Regions from separate parts of the Homo sapiens genome. Here region 2 is linked to region 1. A link is a loop called in an ENCODE intact Hi-C map of the cell type or tissue named here. Cell type or tissue: sigmoid colon. All regions are shown on one strand. Links, peaks and the distances in the headings refer to the core of each region. The heading gives the core; the rest is flanking DNA. Region 1 overlaps COL6A3 (collagen type VI alpha 3 chain). Region 2 overlaps COL6A3 (collagen type VI alpha 3 chain).

Evidence for each region. Peaks named below come from ENCODE experiments on the same cell type or tissue, not always from the same donor. Only the 100,000 strongest peaks of a DNase experiment are listed, where the experiment ranks them.
Region 2: a loop joins it to region 1, with 4 times the contacts of the local background. A loop is called at or near these places in 2 of 110 quality-filtered maps.

What each region holds. Positions count from the first base shown.
Region 1 is chr2:237,372,562-237,383,545 of GRCh38, reverse strand. COL6A3 (collagen type VI alpha 3 chain) reads left to right here. Exons shown (of 44, transcript NM_004369.4): 5 at 2,047-2,631; 6 at 4,311-4,910; 7 at 6,202-6,774; 8 at 8,526-9,134. Among named protein-coding and RNA genes, the nearest start is that of COL6A3, 36 kb to the left of the region's middle. In sigmoid colon, for the core only: no CTCF peak of the experiment used is centred there; DNase peaks (open chromatin) are centred at 4,665 and 8,685.
Region 2 is chr2:237,320,212-237,331,195 of GRCh38, reverse strand. It overlaps COL6A3 (collagen type VI alpha 3 chain), which reads left to right. Exons shown (of 44, transcript NM_004369.4): 43 at 5,472-5,636; 44 at 6,382-7,178. The coding sequence ends at 6,422. Among named protein-coding and RNA genes, the nearest start is that of COL6A3, 88 kb to the left of the region's middle. RefSeq lists an enhancer at 5,489-6,688. In sigmoid colon, for the core only: no CTCF peak of the experiment used is centred there; DNase peaks (open chromatin) are centred at 4,204, 4,415, 6,175 and 9,288; H3K27ac peaks cover 5,090 bases.

The sequences.
Region 1 (10,984 bases), core at 1,293-9,292:
TGTATCTATATACATATATATTCTCTCTAATGGTACAAAGGTATAAGTCTTCTAGAGATCTACACATTAGTTTTATCTGCAAAGATATTTTAAATCAAAATGAAGGGGTAGCCCAGAGAGACAGCATGTTCTAAATTAAATGAAGGAAGGAAAGCCCAGAATGGATGTTCATAACAATGACCATGAAATATTGAGAAAAGGTTCAATGATGTTCTGCACACATTGTTACACCAGTAGGCAACTGTGTTATTGTATTAAGGACGTTGGTGCATAACATGTTACCCTTCTCTTAGAACATAGACCTTGTCTTGATGCTACAGGTGAGCACCCAGATGAGGCACTGCTGTCTTCATTTGGCATGTATCAGCGATTCTCACCCCAGGCATCACGCTCCCAGCTTCTGGTCCAAACAACTAGAAATGAACTGCATTTCAAAAATGTGTTCTAGGCTGGATGTGGTGGCTCACCCTTGTAATCCCAGCACTGTGGGAGGCTGAGGCAGGTGGATCACTCAAGGTCAGGAGTTTGAGACCAGCCTGACCAGCATGGTGAAACCCCATCTCTACCAAACAAAACAAAACAAAACAAAAATTAGCCGGGCGTGGTCGTGCATACCTGTAATCCCAACTACTCAGGAGGCTGAGGTGGGAGAATCGCTTGAACCCAGGAAGCGGAGGTTGCAGTGAGCTGAGATCATGCCACTGCACTCCAGCCTGGGTGATAGAGTGAGATTCTGTCCTAAAATAAAAATAAAAATAAAAATATGTTCTAGAAGGTAGCTCTGATTCTTAGAAAGTTCTTCCTTACCTTCATCCCAAACTTTGTTTCCTTTGTCTGCTTTTACAAAATCAACTTGCCATGCAATCTATCTGATGGAATACAGTAACAGAGGACTCTTTTGCAAAACAGTCCATCTCAGGTTTAATCATTTATGTTCCTCTACTTCTTGGAATCTCTGTCAGGTTTTTGGGTTAGGTGTTGTGGTCTTAACAGAGTTCATGGTTCTTGCAATATGGGCAGGGTGCCTGCACATGGATACAGCAGTTCACAGTCACTGTGAGACAGTTATCTTATTGAGATGTTTTTGCTTTATGGTTTGCCTTTAAGTTATCACTGTCATATTACTTAGGATCTTTAAAAACAGGTTTTTTGTTTTTTTTTTGGAGATGAAATCTCACTCTATCACCCAGGCTGGAGTGCAGTGGTGCAATCCCGGCTTACTGGAACCTCCTCCTTCCAGGTTCAAGTGATTCTCATGCCTCATCCTCCTGAGTAGCTGGGATTACAGGTGTCTGCCCCCACGCTCGGCTAATTTTTGTATTTTTAGTAGTGATGGGGTTTCCCCTTGTTGGCCAGGCTGGTCTTGAGCTCCTGAACTCAGATGATCCACCTGCCTCAGCCTCCCAAAGTGCTGGGATTACAGGCGTGAGCCACTGTGCCTGGCCAAAACGCAGGTCTCTTAAGTGAAAAATGTTTGCGGCACTTGCTGGCTTTGATGCTGATTTCCTTTTTATACGTTTTATGTTAAGTAATTCTTTCGTCTGTCAAATGAAGACAGGGAATATAGAACTGAAGAGAACAGGGATGTGCAGGCTCTTTCAGCTTTTGCACTTGACAATGAGCATTTTGAAATGAAGACTGTGAGGCAAAGGGTTCTCTGAGCAGACATCAGTGGTTTCTTTAATTATTCAAGCAATGACTTCACTCTGGCCAAGTTGTGTATTTACGGCAGAAGAGAACTTATTGAATTTTCAGTGACAGCATACAAAACAGGTGGCTACTAAAACTAAATTTGTTTTTGTGCAACTATTTTGTAAAAAGTACTGACTGGGCAGGGTGGAAGGTGAGCCAGCTTTCCTCCAGCAGGTGGGGAGGCAACCATAACTTATGTGTTCATTAGGACAAATTCCCTTTGGGGTGGCCCTGTGGTCACGTTGGCCACAGTAAATGAGGGTGTCCTTTAAATGGAGTTAGCTTTGTTGAAAGTCATTGTTGATTGTGCTTGGTAAGGCCATTCTAATTGCCTTATAATGTTGCCACCTACAGTCATTGAAGTCAACAAGAGAGACATAGTCTTCCTGGTGGATGGCTCATCTGCACTGGGACTGGCCAACTTCAATGCCATCCGAGACTTCATTGCTAAAGTCATCCAGAGGCTGGAAATCGGACAGGATCTTATCCAGGTGGCAGTGGCCCAGTATGCAGACACTGTGAGGCCTGAATTTTATTTCAATACCCATCCAACAAAAAGGGAAGTCATAACCGCTGTGCGGAAAATGAAGCCCCTGGACGGCTCGGCCCTGTACACGGGCTCTGCTCTAGACTTTGTTCGTAACAACCTATTCACGAGTTCAGCCGGCTACCGGGCTGCCGAGGGGATTCCTAAGCTTTTGGTGCTGATCACAGGTGGTAAGTCCCTAGATGAAATCAGCCAGCCTGCCCAGGAGCTGAAGAGAAGCAGCATAATGGCCTTTGCCATTGGGAACAAGGGTGCCGATCAGGCTGAGCTGGAAGAGATCGCTTTCGACTCCTCCCTGGTGTTCATCCCAGCTGAGTTCCGAGCCGCCCCATTGCAAGGCATGCTGCCTGGCTTGCTGGCACCTCTCAGGACCCTCTCTGGAACCCCTGAAGGTATGGTGGTGATGGCTTCAGACACACAATGGGGTGGTCTCCAGGCAGGGCCTTTAAGAACAAAACAAAATGAAGTGTGTTTGTGTTTAGCTAAGAGACAACAAATGATGAAAACAGCAGCAACGAACATGATTTATTCCAGGTTTCCTTTTGCACTGGGTTCAGGATTGTATGGTTTACAATGTCATGCAATGAAATTTCATATAAGAACCATATGATTTAAACCACAGGACCATGGGCCACCACCTGTCTTTGAAGCTTCTGGCCGAGGAGGTCACATCTCAGTTCTTATCGCTTGTCAGATCCCTGTGTTCTTCTGTTTCTACTGGTGATTTCTGTCCAGTCTCCTCCTCATCACCAGGATGTAGCTTTCCTTTCCTGAGTTGTCCATCTACTTCTAAACAGCCCCAGTCTGAGCTGTTTAGGGCACAGTGTCCTCAGCTTTTAATCCCTCTCTTCTCTCTCGTTAAGGGATTACCCTCAATGGGAAAGCATATTGAATGGCTAAGTGTGGAGTTCAAACCTAGTGGTTCTTCAAATCCCTCATTTAATATGATTGCCAGTGGAGAGTTATTTTTAAAGACATTATACAGATCTATGAGCTAATGAGTTGAAGAAATACAATTCACTGCCCTTAATGAAGAGAAGATGAGCATCACAGAATGATGCTTTCCCACCTTGCAGACTCGATCACTAGAGGATTGCCTGATGCAGGCATGACCCATGCTGCCTGGATGCATGCTTTCTCTTCACACTCCCTGGTCTTCTATATCCATCTCTTTCTCTCTCTTTTAAAATTTTTCTTAAAACTTTTAATCCACACTTTCATAGCCAAAGTTCAACTTAGGATACAATTAGTTGTGAGGTCTAAATTACAGTAGGGCATCAGGGAAGAAATAAAAAATAAAATTTTAAAGGCACATGGTAAATGTGTTGGGTCAAATACACTATTTTGAGAATTATACTTTTTATTCTTGATGTGTATAAGTTTGGCCAAGCCTAGCAACTAGTCTCCTTCTATTTTGCTGTGTATTTACGGTCCCATCATCTCACTTTGGGGGAATTCCCCTGTTGGATGATTGCCTAGCAAGACTGTGACTTCCTAATAGGAGAAGAGTCCCAGTGGAGAATGACAAACGGGGAAGTCTGAAGAAGACTTCAATATGAGACCAGCCTACTTTTGCTATTTTTTTTAGCCTTAAGGAACTCGTTTTCTCAGGTTAGTGAGGGCTAACTGCTTCTGAGCTATGGATGGAAGACCCTCTGTTTGTGGGTAGAGGTGAGCCCCAGAGGATCCAGCCAGGCAAACTTAAACCTGGCTGGGATGAGTGATATGGACTGATGCAGCACCTTCATAGTATTCATTTTTAGGGAAGGAGTGTTTGGTTTCAAGGATTCTGATCACTTTTGTTGTCTGTAAACATTCTAACTTTGATGTTGTAGCTCTCTTTGAGCCAACTTGGTTTTGTAAACTCGGCTACCAATATGTCTCACAAACACCAGCCACCACCAGAGGAAAATATGCAGCCATCTGCCATATTTTACAAGATGGACATGCTTTGCCATGCTGACTTTCTCTGTGTTCTAAATGTTGGCATGTGTGCACGTGTTGTAGGCACACATGATAAAACTCTCCGTGGTTGTGTATGTCTCACTTTTTTTTCTGTGCTTCACTGCAGTTCACTCAAACAAAAGGGATATCATCTTTCTTTTGGATGGATCAGCCAACGTTGGAAAAACCAATTTCCCTTATGTGCGCGACTTTGTAATGAACCTAGTTAACAGCCTTGATATTGGAAATGACAATATTCGTGTTGGTTTAGTGCAATTTAGTGACACTCCTGTAACGGAGTTCTCTTTAAACACATACCAGACCAAGTCAGATATCCTTGGTCATCTGAGGCAGCTGCAGCTCCAGGGAGGTTCGGGCCTGAACACAGGCTCAGCCCTAAGCTATGTCTATGCCAACCACTTCACGGAAGCTGGCGGCAGCAGGATCCGTGAACACGTGCCGCAGCTCCTGCTTCTGCTCACAGCTGGGCAGTCTGAGGACTCCTATTTGCAAGCTGCCAACGCCTTGACACGCGCGGGCATCCTGACTTTTTGTGTGGGAGCTAGCCAGGCGAATAAGGCAGAGCTTGAGCAGATTGCTTTTAACCCAAGCCTGGTGTATCTCATGGATGATTTCAGCTCCCTGCCAGCTTTGCCTCAGCAGCTGATTCAGCCCCTAACCACATATGTTAGTGGAGGTGTGGAGGAAGTACCACTCGCTCAGCCAGGTAAACCTCCCCTGTTGCCGGGAACTCCCTCTCCTTCCTCAGACACCACCCTGGAGGGTAGTTTGCCAGTCTGAACTCAAGAGCACTGTGGACTGTACAAAGACAATTGGCTCCCTTCCATTGAAATAGTTTGAATGGGGACTTGAGACACTGTACCAGCAAGGCTGGACTCTGTCTAAAGGGTGTTCACGAAGGAAAGTCTAGAACATCCAGCTTATGTTCTGTCCATTTTGCCTCACCCTTTATTCAGAAGGATTTTTTTTCCTCTAATGACTGTGAGGATTCTGGAGTTCGAATCCAGATTTGGGGATCATGGGGTGGAGGGAGACAGAGAGAGATTTTTCTTACATGAATATGCCTTGGGATTATTTAAACGTTGAAATTGTATTTTTACATGATTTTTAAATGTTCAACATCTGCTGTATCTAGAAAATTATTTGTTATAAAACAAACAAAGGGTGCATCTTCATGCAATGGTAAAATGGTTTCTAGGGGAAGGCTAACTTATTATTATTATTGCAAATTATTATGGTGGTAAGATATGGTTGTATCAGATCTACCAGTCTGCTAACATCACACAGATGAATGGCAAGACTAAACCAATTGAAACCTAATCAAAATAGTTCTAAGAACTGTTTTAACTGAGAATGTTATTTACATTACACATTGCGGTGCCATAGGGCCTGTCATCTGTGTTTCCTATTGTCTCATTACAACAGATTGGGAAGCATTGACAAGGAGCCTGACCCACACAGCAGTAATGGGCACTATTGTGGGTCTTGGCCCGTAACCTCAAATTTAATGATTTGATCATTCAATTACAGCAGATTCATGGCAACCCAGTTATCTTTGAGTGGTTGACCCATATCAGCCCCCCCTTTTTTTTTCTAGAGATTGAGATCAATTTTTTTAAGCAAAGGTATATTAAGGGCCATGTTTTCAATACTTTTATTTGTAACAGTTTGAAACTGCTGTCTGTTTTCCTGGAGCGATTGCCACCTGATGTAAGAACACAACCCAGTGGGGCTTTTCCCTGGCTTGCTTTATTGAAGAAGCATGATGCTAGATGGGATAGGCTGTTCTAGTTACTAGCTTTGCAAATATGCACTGATTTGAAATAGGACATTTTCAAGACAAGTGGTATGAATTTGGGTTTTCTCTTCTCTTGCTGGCACAGTGGTCATCAGATGAGTTTCACCAACTCCTGTTGTCAAATGGTGCTGGGCTGAAGTCGCTTTGGTTCCTGTTATGCTCTCGTCCCTCATTGTATCCTAATCTACCTTCATTGCAGAGAGCAAGCGAGACATTCTGTTCCTCTTTGACGGCTCAGCCAATCTTGTGGGCCAGTTCCCTGTTGTCCGTGACTTTCTCTACAAGATTATCGATGAGCTCAATGTGAAGCCAGAGGGGACCCGAATTGCGGTGGCTCAGTACAGCGATGATGTCAAGGTGGAGTCCCGTTTTGATGAGCACCAGAGTAAGCCTGAGATCCTGAATCTTGTGAAGAGAATGAAGATCAAGACGGGCAAAGCCCTCAACCTGGGCTACGCGCTGGACTATGCACAGAGGTACATTTTTGTGAAGTCTGCTGGCAGCCGGATCGAGGATGGAGTGCTTCAGTTCCTGGTGCTGCTGGTCGCAGGAAGGTCATCTGACCGTGTGGATGGGCCAGCAAGTAACCTGAAGCAGAGTGGGGTTGTGCCTTTCATCTTCCAAGCCAAGAACGCAGACCCTGCTGAGTTAGAGCAGATCGTGCTGTCTCCAGCGTTTATCCTGGCTGCAGAGTCGCTTCCCAAGATTGGAGATCTTCATCCACAGATAGTGAATCTCTTAAAATCAGTGCACAACGGAGCACCAGCACCAGGTATGGTAGAGAAATGCTAGTTGCTCTGCCACTCAGTTCTCTAATGCATGAGTTGAGGGTAGGCTGCTGGCCACTGGTCCTTAGATAGAAGCCCTCCTTGAGTTTACAGGAAAGGTGGAAAATTAATCACCTGCTGGTTTCAGCAGGAACAATAGAATATGAGATGTCCCTCCTTACTTTGATTCTCTAGCTGCTCTCTCAGGAGAATGAGGGTGAGTATTTTTAAGGGCATTAGATTATTTCATAGTAAGACATGTTATAAAGATTTAGATATCAGTGGTTAAAATCCTTTTTTAAAAACAGTTTTTATGGTATGCATAATAAAAGCCATATCATATGGTTACATTGTACCTAAAACAGCCTTCATCTTCATATTCACCCAATGCCTTTATATTGTTATAATTCCTTCATTACATTCATTAAAAATTAAAGGAGTAGAAGAGGTAGATAACTTTCCACCATAAACTCTGCATTAAAATCCCCCAACTGCTAATTGACACTGCCATGACTTTTCATTTAACCCCTTTAATTTAGTGATAAAAATGCAGTGAAGAGAGTAATTTCCCCTGTATGCCTTTTGATGAAAAATGAAGACTCCAGAGCCTCTCCTTTGATTACTGGGCCCATTGGCCGTTGGCTTGGGATGGTAACTCCGACATCTGGGTTCCGTTTCCTCCCATTAACCCACTTGTGACTTGCAGCAACTCAATTGAAACCTCCCATCGATAAAATGCTAGTGGTTGTGCAGGTGCTGCCATCTCATGTCTCTCCTCCCATCCCAAGTTTTTTCTTGAATACATCTTTGAAAGCTAACAATACTCTTCAAGCATTGAAAAGTTCCAAAATAAAAGGGGTCCCTATATTGGTGTATTAGTTTCCCATTGCTGTTATAACAAAGTAACACAAATTTAGTGGCCAAAAACAAAACAGGCCGGGTGCGGTGGCTCACACCTGTAATCCCAGCACTCTGGGAGGCCAAGGCGGGCCCATTGCCTGAGGTCAGGAGTTGGAGACCAGCCTGACCAACATGGTGAAACCCTGTCTCTACCAAAAATACAAAAATTAGCTGGGTGTGGTGGCGGGTGCCTGTAATCCCAGCTACTCTGGAGGCTGAGGCAGAAGAATCACTTGAACCCGGGAGGCGGAGGTTGCAGTGAGCTGAGATTGCGCCACTGCACTCTAGCCTGGGCGACAAGAGCGAAATTCTGTCCACCCCCCGACCCCTCCACTGCAAAACAAAAACAAAAACAAAAACAAAAATCCTTATTATCTGACAGTTTTGAAGGCTGGAAATTGGAAACCAGTGTTGCTAAGCTAAAATCAAGGTGTCAACAGGCTGTGTTCTTTCTGCAGGTTCTAAGGGATTCTTCATCTGCTCACCTTTTCCAGCCTCCAGGGGCTGCCTGCATTCCTTGCCTCCTGGCCCCATCCTCCATCCTCATTGCCAGCAGCTTGGCACTTTCTCTCCTCTCTGACTTCTGTTTCCATCCTTACATCTTCTCTCTAACTCTGACCCTCTTACCCCCTCTTATAAGGACACTTGTGATTGATTACATTGGGCCCACCTGGCTAATTCCAGGGTAATCCCCCCATCCCCAAATCCTTACCTGAATCACATCTGCAAAGTCCTTTTCTCAAGTTCGGGGATTTGGACTTGGACATCCCTGTGATGCTCTTATGCAGCCCACCTCGTTGATATGAAATTGCTGCTCTGATGTCCTGTGTGAGTTACCAGGCTGTCCTCCTCCCAGTTTCAGGTGAAAAGGACGTGGTGTTTCTGCTTGATGGCTCTGAGGGCGTCAGGAGCGGCTTCCCTCTGTTGAAAGAGTTTGTCCAGAGAGTGGTGGAAAGCCTGGATGTGGGCCAGGACCGGGTCCGCGTGGCCGTGGTGCAGTACAGCGACCGGACCAGGCCCGAGTTCTACCTGAATTCATACATGAACAAGCAGGACGTCGTCAACGCTGTCCGCCAGCTGACCCTGCTGGGAGGGCCGACCCCCAACACCGGGGCCGCCCTGGAGTTTGTCCTGAGGAACATCCTGGTCAGCTCTGCGGGAAGCAGGATAACAGAAGGTGTGCCCCAGCTGCTGATCGTCCTCACGGCCGACAGGTCTGGGGATGATGTGCGGAACCCCTCCGTGGTCGTGAAGAGGGGTGGGGCTGTGCCCATTGGCATTGGCATCGGGAACGCTGACATCACAGAGATGCAGACCATCTCCTTCATCCCGGACTTTGCCGTGGCCATTCCCACCTTTCGCCAGCTGGGGACCGTCCAACAGGTCATCTCTGAGAGGGTGACCCAGCTCACCCGCGAGGAGCTGAGCAGGCTGCAGCCGGTGTTGCAGCCTCTACCGAGCCCAGGTACGCAGGGAACTCTTTGCATCCTCACTCAGTGTCATTGTCTGGGGCTACTTGTCTGGACTGTGGGCCACAAGGTGTTCTCAATTTTGCTTTTCCTGCCATGTGAAGTGAAAACTAAAATTACAGGAAAATTTAGGAACCCACATGCCCTTTTTGGCCTCGATGGGCAGAAATGGCAGAGGTTCAAGGGGGGAGATGCTAAGATTCATGTTTTGGGGCAAATTAAATTCTCCAAAAGGGACATATGTGCAGCTTGGAATTCAGGACTCCTTAACTTTGCATGAAAGCTTCTGTCTAGATATCCAAAGGGAGGGGCCGTCTAACTGATAACGCCTGTTGCGTATCAGTCCTGCGACCCCTGGTAGGTTTGGTCAGCAGCCTTCTGTGAGGCAGGAAGGAGTCTGACCAGGGACACTCTGCAAGCTGGGACATAGACTCTGAAATATTGGTATCTCCAGAGCCAAGGTGTGAAGATAATTTTGACTTTGCTTGGTGCTGAGAAGTGTCTTAACTGGCAGGAAGGCCACCTGGCTCTTATGACCATAGTTTATTCTATTTTCTTTTTCCTGTTCCCTCTTTCTAGGCCTGGTACAATAAACTAAAAAATGGTGGGAGCCCTGGTGCTGAGAAGGAAGGAGGAAAGATATATCTACCTCTCAATAAATGTCCTCCAAGGGCCACTCTCCCGGGTCACTCGGGTGGGGGGGGTTCACAGTGGCGAAGGAGGCAGATGCGGCCTTGCTCCCTCATATGCACTCACTTGCCTGCTCTTCCAAGAGGAGAGAAAAGAAGGAAAGTTGGGGAGGAGCGGAGGAAGGAGTAAAAGCAAGTGAAAGGAAATCACTGCAGGATACAGTGGGTGATGAGGGAGGTGAGGATGATTATTTGGGTGCAACTGAGAGGGGCTTGGTTTCTCCTCGCTGGTGCCTGGGGAAGAGAGCAGTGTGGCCCACCAGGTTTCTGTGGGATGTTCCTGAGCATTTATGATCAGGTAAATTTGGGCAACAGTGGGATAAACAAAGTGAAAGAGGCTTTCTTTCTTCCTAACTAAGGCGCTTTGTGTGTCTCCAACACAAGAAAGGAAATGCAACATTTCCAAAATGTATCTGCCTGCAGGAGGCCTCTGTGATGCTGTGTCTTGGCCCCAGATTGCCGAGGATGGACTTTGGGAATATTGTCACAGTGCGGGTGCAGCTTCTGTTGTCAGGAACGTACATTTCCACAACGCTGTGGCTCTTTGCCCACTCACTCTCCTGCGCTCCAGAACAGCCTCCCTCTTTCCCCCTTCTCCCCATTCGGAGGCTTCTCTCACACCTCTCCTGACCCACCTGACTCTCAGCTGGTAATCTTGAGTCCTATTTCTCCAAGAAAATGCAAGTAAACCCAAAGAGAGCTGTCCCCGGCCACGTCATCCCGTGGTTCCTTGGGTGGCCTGTCTCCGCTTCCTCAGCTCCCTTTCCTCTCACCTGCTCAGTGGCACCATCTGCAGTTCCCTTTCTTGCTCTTGTGTCACCCTTTCTCCACTGTGCTGGATGGTTCCATCCATGATAAAATGCATTGCTTCTTCTCTCTTAAACACCCTCTCTGATGCGCCACTTCCCCTGCCAGCAGCACCTGTCTCCTAAAGACTTATCTATACTCTAAAGTTCCTTTCCTCCCATCCTCTCTGAGCCCACCCTACTTTGTCATTCACCCTTGCTCCTCCCCCAAGTGCTCCAGTTGAGGTCACTCCATCTGACAAGGTCCCTGTCTCTGGCGAAGCCCAGTGGCTGACCCTCGGGTCCCTGAGCAGCACCTGATGCAGTGCAGGTCACGTCCTTCCCAAGTACCATCCTCGCTGGTGCTGATGA
Region 2 (10,984 bases), core at 1,684-9,683, 53 kb after region 1:
CCACGATATGCATTATTTCTCCAAATATACATTTTCTAGACCATTCAGGCAAAATGAAGTTTTAAAAATATATTTTTTATATTTACATGTGTCCATTTTCATTCCTCTTACTTTCTGCAGCATCCATTAATTAGAAACATGTTTACAGAGATGGGTCCCTTTCTTAGTATTAAATAGTAGATGCTACTGTTTGCTTTTTTACTTCTGTGAATAAAAGATGCTGTCTTAAGAATCTGTATTTTTCATAGTTTATCATGTTAGATTCTGGGAACCTGGTGACCTGTGTTTGAATCTGTGAAGGAATTTGTAGGTAGAAACACTCTGAAATGAAAAGGTTCCTAGTCCTGGGCACCTAAGGCAGGGGAAGAGGAGAGGACCAGTGTTACCATTGGTTTTCGTTTGCATATGTTAATGTTTGCCCATTTTGACAGTCACATTGAATAGATGCTTGTTTATCAGGAATGTGAGTCAGGCATGTAATGCGAGGGCAGTCTGGTTGGGGCATTTTTTGTCCTCCATAAGATCTGGCCCTGTTTGGTATGTGGCAGGGAGACTCTCGCCTTTGAGATGAAGGTTGATTCTGTTAACAGGCCTTGATTCCATTAATATACCTAGGGCATCGTTAGCAACCACTCAGGATTCCAGCTTTACAATATTACATGATTTGATTTTCAGTGGTTAATATTTGTATTTTTTTAAATAAAACCAAATGAACCCCCACAAAAACATCTCACTCCACTTTTTGCTTTGCTCGGCATCTAAAAGAATTATGCTCCAGCCACTTTTCTGTCACACATCTGCTGCCTGTAAATGGCAGTGAGCAGCAGTGGATCTTTCATTCGTTACCGTGGCCTCCTGAAAGCATGGGTGTGCTGGGCCTTTCTGCCACCTGCTTTGTCGCTGCTGATTTTGACAGTGCTACGTAGTTGCTAATTTTGGTTTCAGGCTTTTGTTACCACCTCCCTCTTCTCCCTTCTCATTTTTAGCTAAGGAAGCTTTGGATAGATATTTTCTATGCATATTACTATTAAAGCTAAGACTGTCTAGAATTTCTAAACAACAACAACAACAACAAAAATCTAACTTAAAATTTACTTTTTGCAGTATTGCAAAATGAATCCTAAATTATTGGCTTAATCACCTGTGTTAAAGAAGTTTCAATGCAGAAACTAGACAAAACAACTAACAAAATCACCATGTCCTTTATTATTTATTCTTGAAATTAGCAATCTGTAGAACTGATCACATTTTGTCCGAGTAGACATGACTGGGCCAATTGTATAGCCCTGAAGGAACCATCATTTTGTGTTTACTAACGTTTTACTTATTGATTCTAAGATGCACAATTTTCTTCTCATTGGGACACTTCTGAAACTGAAATGTGACTTAGAATTGACAATATATCATGGTTTATTGGTAGCATTTTGTGTTACTTAGTGGAACATAAAATAATGGTGCATCATAAAATTAAGAGCTCTTATATTGGATACAATACAGTATTTGGTTGGCCATGTTCCATGTGAATATATATCATCAATTAGCATAAAATGGTATATTTGGGGGAAATACCTGACTTTATGTTAATAATAATTTAAAGAACAAACTAATCCCACAGCTGAAGTAAGTTAAATAGCTACAGGGATTTAGGAAATGGTCCTCTCCAGGCTGTCTGTTGTTCATCGCTGTGTGAGGATGTTTTCTGGTTAGTTGTCATGTGTGGGTTATGATGAGCCCAAAGGAGTGTTTTTTATCTTGAAGTCTTAAAAAATAGAAGTCTGTTGGTCAAGATCTGAAAGAGTAAAATTTAACCACAGCTACATTTTAAAATAAAGTTAAAAATTGGCCGGGTGTGATGGCTCATGCCTATAATCCCTGCACTTTGGGAGGCTGAGGCAGGAGGATCACTTGAGGTCAGGAGTTCGAGACCAGCCTGGCCAACATGGTGAAACCCTGTCTCTACTAAAAATGCAAAAATTAGCCAAGCATGATGGCTCATGCCTGTAATCCAGCTACTGAGGAGGCTGAGGCAGGAGAGTCACTTGAACCTGGGAGGCAGAGGTTGCAGTGAGCTGAGATCATACCTCTTCATTCCAGCCTGGGCAACAGAGTGAGACTCAGTATCTAAATAAGTAAATAAATTAAGTAAGTTAAAAATTTGGTAAGTTTCCTTGGTACCCTTTGAACTGACCAATGCTCAAAATGTAGACGGCGGAAAGTGTTTTCATTCAGGCAAATCATACCTGCATCCAAGGTATGGAAGTACTTTATACTGTAACAACAATGCCGAGTGAGAAGGTGATTGAATTTTCTTGTTTTGGGGACCATTAAACTGATGAGGAACATGTTGATGATTGCAGCATAAACACCTCTCAGTCTGTCTTCCTTCAGTTTGCTCAAGGAAGTACTTACATCGTGATTTGGAAATCAATATGTTTGGGAAATGTCAAAGCTGATGCCTTTAAAAATGCATTGAAACACTATGGGAATATCAAACTATGAAAAAGACAAGATTTTCCAATCAATATGTTTTCCACTTTGAAGAATACATATATTTTTTGCTGATTATAAAGTTAACAGATATGCATTGTCAAGCATTCAGGAGGTACAGAGAAATATATTACACGATTCTCATTGTGACAGCATTGCTGGCTTTTGATGAAAACCAATAGTGACCCGATGCATAGCCTTCCTATTTTTTTCTATGAATATTATTGCTTGTGGGAAGGTGCATGCATCGCACATGCACATCCACTCCTGCACATCATTATTACAAAAATGGACTGTGGGGCTTAGGGTGCCTTGCGCCCCAGTGTTTTTGAATGGTTGTTTTTAGGATGTTCTAGGTAGGCACCTGTGGCTTCTGGGAACAGGTGGGATTCCCAGAACAGGGTTTTAACCTAACATTGTGCTTGCCTCCATTTCCTCTCTTCTATTTGGTTACTTTCCTGAAGCCCAGTGACCAATAGTAAGGAAGTTTCAGCAGACAGTGGTCTGAGTCAGGCAGCCTTTCCCCTCTCTGTTTTCCAAGCAAACTTAGTTACATTGGTATTCTAGGTTAGGAAGCCGGGGAAGGTTGTGGATAATTTTCAGTCCCCATTGTCTTTTAGGCTCCCACTAGGTTCTCAATAATAAAGAAGAGCAAATTAAGGAAGACTCAGCCATGCGCTCCTCTCACATAAAGAGAAGGCTCTAGCTTCCTACAGGTTATACCTGGGGGGCAGACTGATTTCAGAGGGAAAAGATGAACAACTATTGCATCCAAAGACGTGTCGTTCTAGGGAAAAGTCCAGGTTAAGTTCAACGAGGGCCAGCCATCTCCCTTGGTACTCCAGGACATTTAAATACTTTTTTTTTTTTTTGCTTTAAAACAGTTGCTTTAACATATGCACTCATAGCTGAGTAGAGTCCAGCCAAAACGACATGTCTCAGAAGTCAAGATTATGTGGAGTTTGCATTAGAAGCCTTCTTAAGAACATAAAATCCTCCGTTTTCATGCTTCAGAAGTAGAGAAGTACAGGTTTTTGTCTTTGAATAGTGCCGGGTTCTCACCTCACTAATATATTTCTCTTGGTTTTCCAAATATCTTCTTGTCCACAGTAACAGTGTCCTTATTTTCCACTAGTAAATCTTACAGGGTCTCAGTAGTGACTCTCACTGAAATAAGGGCAGAAAACACCAGTGCCGTGGTGTGGAACTGGAGGGCTAGGGTGGAGGGCCAAGGAAGCTGGAGAAGCCAATCAGACGGGGAGTGGAGTGTGCTGCTGTGAGGCCACTCATGGGCTGGGTGTCCGTGGCTCTGGGCAGACCTCTCGTGACTGGTTCAGCAGAGCCCAGGGGACTGGGAATTGAACAGCTAAACACAGATGGTCAGGACTGAAGTGCACTTGAAACAAATAAAATAGAGCAAATAGGGTCCATTGGCCAACGCTCTGGGAAGGAAGGAAGAATAGGGAGATCATTTGACGCCGGCCTCACGCTAACAGGGAAGCCACCAGTAAATGAGGAATAAATTTTGATGGTTAAATTACCTTGCCTTGTCAGTTCTCTCCAGGACCTTCCTTGACAGCCAGGCATTTTCCTTCAGTTATTGGCATATTTGAGAGAAAGAAGGTTGTTTTTGTAAATTGTCTTCATTTTATTCTGACTTCCTGGAGTCTTCAAAGGCTCTCGTGGGGACCACTGGCTTTCTGGGCCCTGAGAGCGTCTGCAACTAGGAGGTGTTGTAACTGTGGAGCCACCAGCCACCAGCCTGGAATTTGGGTGACAGCAGCAACCAGGAAATGTTTTAGACCAATTCTGAGCCTCAGTCCTGTGCACCTTTGAGTCTGGTCCATCGTGGGTGATCCAAGCTATGATTATCCACTGAAGACTTAGGTTTTCCTTGTCCTTTTTGGTATCTATCTGAAGCACAGATGCTCACCACCTCCGCAGCTGTGAGCAGCCTGCCTCGCTGGGGACAAAGGAGATGGAGAAGCATCTCTTTGTAGGGGAGAGCTGGATAATTCCAGCCTGTTAGCTACTCACAGGAACATGCAGAATTATTGGCTCCAGGGAGTTTTGGAGAAAGAAGGTTTACGTTTTCAAACTTACAGATAACAGTTGACATCAATGCTTCTCTTTCCCAGAACAATCTGGAGTTTGCCAGAAAACTCTGTAAACAGGAGTCGTGCTGTGTGTGAACTGTAAACTCTTCTCTCCAGGCGTCGAGGGGACCTTTGCTTTACTTTGCAGCTGGGCTACATCAGACGTGTGCATTGGAAACATAAACTTCCTTAACTGGGAAAAGAATGCTTCTCTGTCTTCAAAATAGTTCTGCTATGTGACATTTTTGCCATCATGAATTTTACATCAGTGCTAGCTCTTTGTTTTACGTGTTTCATTTGGCAGGTCACAAAGGCTCTTGGCTACCACACATACGTGCATACACACACACACACACACACACACACACTCATAAAGGATTTTCTTTTCTGCTTTACCTTTAATTTTCAGTCTACTTGGCTTGTAATGAAAGGTAGAGCCTTATTTTTGAACTATATCCCAACAGAATCGAATTTCCATTTTGCCAAGAATTATAAAACCCTGAGGTTTTAAAATTCAGTTTCTTTTCTGGGGATTTAACATGGAAGGACTTGGAGGGCAAATGGCCCAGTGATTGGAAAGGGGAAAAACAATTCATTTCATTTAAAATTATTCAATAACCATTGCCAGCATTTGGGATTCTGAGTGCTGTTTATGAAGCCCTTTCATTGATATAATTTCATCTATCTCTCACAAGGCTGTAAGCAATTCCTATGTCCATATGGCAGTGAGGAAATGGAGATTTGAGCAGGTTAAGGGAGTTTTCACCTGGAAGCTCTTCTTTTTTTTCCTTCTGCCACAGTAGGGTCATCAGACTGTCAGCCCCAGCACTGGGAGCCGAGTAACACGCATGTTCTCATTAATATCCTTTTCTCATGTTTTTATTAAAGATATATGCAAGTTGCCGAAAGACGAAGGAACTTGCAGGGATTTCATATTAAAATGGTACTATGATCCAAACACCAAAAGCTGTGCAAGATTCTGGTATGGAGGTTGTGGTGGAAACGAAAACAAATTTGGATCACAGAAAGAATGTGAAAAGGTTTGCGCTCCTGGTAAGTGATTCTTCCTTGTGTTTATGGCTTCTGCAAATAAGAGATTCAGGTCAATAAGTCACCTTGAAAAATATTAGAAGTGCAATGATTATGATACATGTGAAAAAGAAGATAAAGTGTATCCTCAGATAAGGAAGACGTTCAAATACAACCCATGAAATGTCTTTTTGAATTCCTATTTTGGGTTTCTAAAAACATATTGTCCCTTGTCATTCTTCAGAAATGTTACTAAGTTGCTGTTATTTGTAAAATATTGCACCAAAAATGATTCCTGGGAAGATAATATAATGAACAACTACAGATAACGCCAAAGATAAACAACCCCCACAAATTTATCTTTTAAATAGTTTTGCTTCCTATAAATAACAATGTTGTCACTGGGGCCATCCAGTATCTCCATTATATTGTGCAGTTCAACTGGTAATAAAATAAACACTTTGAACAGAGCCTGGGGTCAGTGCCAGAATGGGGAGAGTTCAGTTCGTATAAAGGCCTGGTAGATGGTGCAGGGCAAAAGAATGGGATCAGATTTCCCAGACATCCCTGGGCCCCGGGGCCCCAGGCCAAGAACGTCACAGAGGGCCTTTGATGGTACTGAGTAGAAAAGTGGGACAGGTGATGGAAACCAGAGGCTGCGGGACTGTGTCATGATAATGACAGTGCCCTTTTGGGTCAGTAATGTGGCTTTTCCTCTCTTCTCTCGGCTCCTCACCTCACCCCACCCACCCCCTCTCTCGACGCTCAGTGCTCGCCAAACCCGGAGTCATCAGTGTGATGGGAACCTAAGCGTGGGTGGCCAACATCATATACCTCTTGAAGAAGAAGGAGTCAGCCATCGCCAACTTGTCTCTGTAGAAGCTCCGGGTGTAGATTCCCTTGCACTGTATCATTTCATGCTTTGATTTACACTCGAACTCGGGAGGGAACATCCTGCTGCATGACCTATCAGTATGGTGCTAATGTGTCTGTGGACCCTCGCTCTCTGTCTCCAGGCAGTTCTCTCGAATACTTTGAATGTTGTGTAACAGTTAGCCACTGCTGGTGTTTATGTGAACATTCCTATCAATCCAAATTCCCTCTGGAGTTTCATGTTATGCCTGTTGCAGGCAAATGTAAAGTCTAGAAAATAATGCAAATGTCACGGCTACTCTATATACTTTTGCTTGGTTCATTTTTTTTCCCTTTTAGTTAAGCATGACTTTAGATGGGAAGCCTGTGTATCGTGGAGAAACAAGAGACCAACTTTTTCATTCCCTGCCCCCAATTTCCCAGACTAGATTTCAAGCTAATTTTCTTTTTCTGAAGCCTCTAACAAATGATCTAGTTCAGAAGGAAGCAAAATCCCTTAATCTATGTGCACCGTTGGGACCAATGCCTTAATTAAAGAATTTAAAAAAGTTGTAATAGAGAATATTTTTGGCATTCCTCTAATGTTGTGTGTTTTTTTTTTGTGTGTGCTGGAGGGAGGGGATTTAATTTTAATTTTAAAATGTTTAGGAAATTTATACAAAGAAACTTTTTAATAAAGTATATTGAAAGTTTCCTGGGTGTGACGTTCTTGGCAGTCTTGTTTCCATAGCAGCGATTGTCAGAATCACCCCTAGGCTGGGGAAACTGGGTTTGGTTCTGGCCCCATGGAGCTGTGCAACAGCCTTTCGTTTCCAGTGGAGGAGGCAAAAGAGCTTTATCAGCCAGTGTGCAAAGAGACCGGCTGGAGACAAGCATCCCCCGCTTTGTGGATTCAGCCCCACATGCTCCAGTGCTCCATGGCCGAGCGGAAGGTGTTCCTGCTGTTGGGTCCCGGCAGTGTTTCTGATTTTCAGAGTCAGGCTGGCTTCTATCTTTTCCTCTGACTCTTGGTTGGCCCTCAGAGCCTCAGCCTCCTCCTGTCTTCCTCTCCACAGTGATCCTTTCCCAGGGGGTTGATTTGCTTCCTCTCACAATGGCTGAGAGATTCAGTGTTGCCCCACGACCCCCAACCCCTTTTCTGGAGTCTCAAAGCACAAGGTCTTTCATTTTTTTGTTTTTCTTAAAGACTGTTTTTTTCTCTCTTCAGAAATAATACAAGAAACCAACAAATACATATTCAGGTGGCACTTGAGTTCCACTTACAAAGGAAACAACTTATTGGATAAAATACATATGTCCTGACAAGTGCTGAGGGTAGAATTACAGGAATCTTGGGTGTCAGCAGAAATGTTTTATGTAAAATCGGGATGAATTTGCCAGTTGGTCTATTGGGAAAGGAGAGAGGAGTGTGGCCCTCTTCAGAAGCGCCACTTAGTCCCCACAAGGTCGCCATGACCTCCTCCCCAGTCCTCTTCTATCTCGGCAGCTACCATGGGGTGCTCAGGTCAGTGTGCTCTGAGCTGTGACCCTTGGTGACCAACCCTGGGATCTGCCAGGCACCCAACACCAGCCTCTTGCAGGAACTTGCGGAGCAGAGAGCTGTGGGCCCAGCTCCCATAGCGGTGGGCTGAGTGCTCCACTTCCCAAGGGATCCCTGCCCCCGCCACCCCCATTGACTTGATCTGCTATGGACCTAAAATGAGCATCACAATCTGGTTTTACTTTTTGGGTTCCTCCGGAAGCAGCCCTTAGGACTAAGGATATGGGTGTGAGTAGTTTATTTGGGAGGTGAAGGAAGTCACTGAGTGGCTGAGAAGTGGGGAGTGAGACAAGCAAAGGGAGAGCACTGTTAAGAGGTGTATAGTCAGCGTCCACTGTGGGTGCCCAGAGCCCAATCCCTCGGGGAAACCCTGGGAGGTGCACCTGTGGCACTGCACCTCGTAGGCCAGCAGAGGGCTGAAGGAGTTTGGGTAGTCATACACCTGTTTCCACGGGTCACTGAGGCATTCATGCTCTGGTCCTCTTGGCTTGCAGGCACACTGGCAAAGGGGCCTTCTGTAGTGTAAGAAAATGTTCTTGGCAAAGACCTGCAGATACTCCCATGTGGAACTTGGGGGAGTAGTCAGGCCCAAGGTACAGGAGTAGGACACCAATATTTGTAACATACCTAGATGGTCTGCTCAAGGTGTGTTACAATAGACTGGGGCAGGGCCCATCACTAGGAGACTCACTTCCAAGGGCTCCAGAACCCTCTCTCCCTTTCCACCTCCTGTTGCCAGCATGCCCATCCCTGCCATTCTTGGTTCACTCTATCTATGCATTGCTTCTCTGTGTGTGTCCCTTGGCTGCTCAAGGTTGCTGGGACAATCACACCCACCATCTCACCTGACTCAGGAGAAGCAGGAAGTGATGTAAGTCCAGGTGAGTGGCTGGTTAAGCTGTGTGTGCTGCTAACTTAGGGTAAGGCAAGGTGCTCAGGTGGTGGATGGGCAGTTTCTCCCATTTATTCCCACAGAGCAAATAAAACAAAATCCTTTGTTACATTGTCTGTCCTAACTTAGGGTTCAGCAAAACATGATCTGAGCTGCAGGATTCCTGACCCCTTGACAGCTCGTGGATTTCTCTTCCCAAGACATTCTTCTGCCAGACTATGCCAAGGACTCTGTGTCCTTTCTTGAACCCTGACATGTCCCTGACCCTCATATCCACTCAGCTCTCTCTGGGGAAGCCTCCAGCCTGGCCCGTGGAAGGTGGCCTGCCAATAAAGAAAACCTGTTTTGGATTTTGTGACTAAGAAATAAACTTCTATTGAAGTAAGAGACTGAGGTCTTGGGCTGTTCTAGCAGCTGGTGTGACCGTAACGAACACAGCGCACCTTTATCCAGAAGCCTTTGTGGGTCAGGTGCTGTACTAGGTGTTTCACACACATCTTAGGTGGTGCCGTTCAGTAGCGGTCATTGTTCCAGTTTTAAAGATGATGAAACAGAGGGTCAGAGTGGTCCTTTTCACCCAGCTATGTTCTAATGGAGGATCTGGGCAAGTTATGGTGACCCAGAAGCCCTCTCAGAGTTCCAAGGTTGGCTCCTGTGGGACGCTCACTGCCATTCTCTAGATGTTTCTGGCTCTTTCTCTGGAAGTCAGATCTAAGCCATGTGTCTTTTCCCAGAACAAAGCATGCCCTCCACATGACCCTCCCCAAGACCTTCCGTCACTCTTTCTCAGACAGCAAGTCTCTATCCTTCTCCTTCCTTTCATTGTAGTCTTTTCCATCTCTTCTCATTATCCTGAGCTGCTCTGGCTTAGGAAAGAACTTGGAGAAGCTGGGGGCTCTGGCACGCATTGAGGGCTTGCGCAGAAGGTGGCCTGGGCTGAGTATGGCCTGCCTGGGCTCCAAGGCCGAGTCACGAGGACGTCTATTTGTGCTCAACTGTGAGCACATCTCAATCCTTTCAACAGCAGCTTTGCTGGATTTTTAAATACAAGTGCTTTATACTTTCATTCCCTCAACGATTTTCTGCATAATTAAAAAGAAATCACAGCACTTATGAATGGGTGCCAGGCTTTTTGTAGAAAGCCAATGTTTTGAACCCTCAAGAACCATTTTAAATTTCTTTCCCCATGGTGGTTCATTTTTAGGAGATGGTTCGTATTTTCCTGCCAAATTTCCATTGTTGTCAGATTTCCAGCTGGACCTAGCTGCTCTTCATGAGCCAGGCTCTCAGGGTTCCACCTATCTGGGTGTGGCTTCCGGAGAAGTTGGGGACTGCTGACACTGCCAGGCCAGGGGGCCCAGTCCAGAGGCTGCCCTCTGCCATACCCCTCCTCGGTTTAGTTTGGGTCTGAGCTTTGCCGCTGCCTGTGCCTCCCCTTCCCTGGGAGATGAATACTGATGGTGAGCTGCTGTAAGAGCCATGGGATTCCTGGGGTCTTCCTGCTTTCTTGGAATCATGCTCTCCAGCTTTGGGCCACCCCTCAGCATTCCTGAGATCCCATGCAGAGCCAGTTCAGAAATCCTTTTCCGTGGTATTCCCTAGTCTTCCACCCAACTTTATGGTGGGTATAAATCTGCTAAAGACCAAAACACCAAAGAAGTAGTATTTTGGAATCTAGTAGTCAAAGCTTGAAGGCATTTGGTCATGAGTGATGGGAAAAGGCCAGTGATTCAAGGGCCTCTGTGCATGATGGTGACACCACCCAAGTATCGCTCAACCTGGAAAACTGATATTGTTTTCCTGCCTATGTCAGATGTCTCTGTGAAAACCATGCTGCTGTTGCAAAAAGTCATCTAAGAGAAGGCATTTGGGCATCTGCAAAGGGAGCTAGCTATGCATGTTTGATTTCAAGAGACTAGTAAATTCCCAGCATTTACATGAATTTTATAAGAGATGTTAGAAACAGAAATAGCACAATAAAAAGAAATTGTCAGAACTTGTATATCTGGGAAAGAATATTTGTTTTGAAAGACCCCATTTAAAACAGTTACATTTGATAGGAGTTGT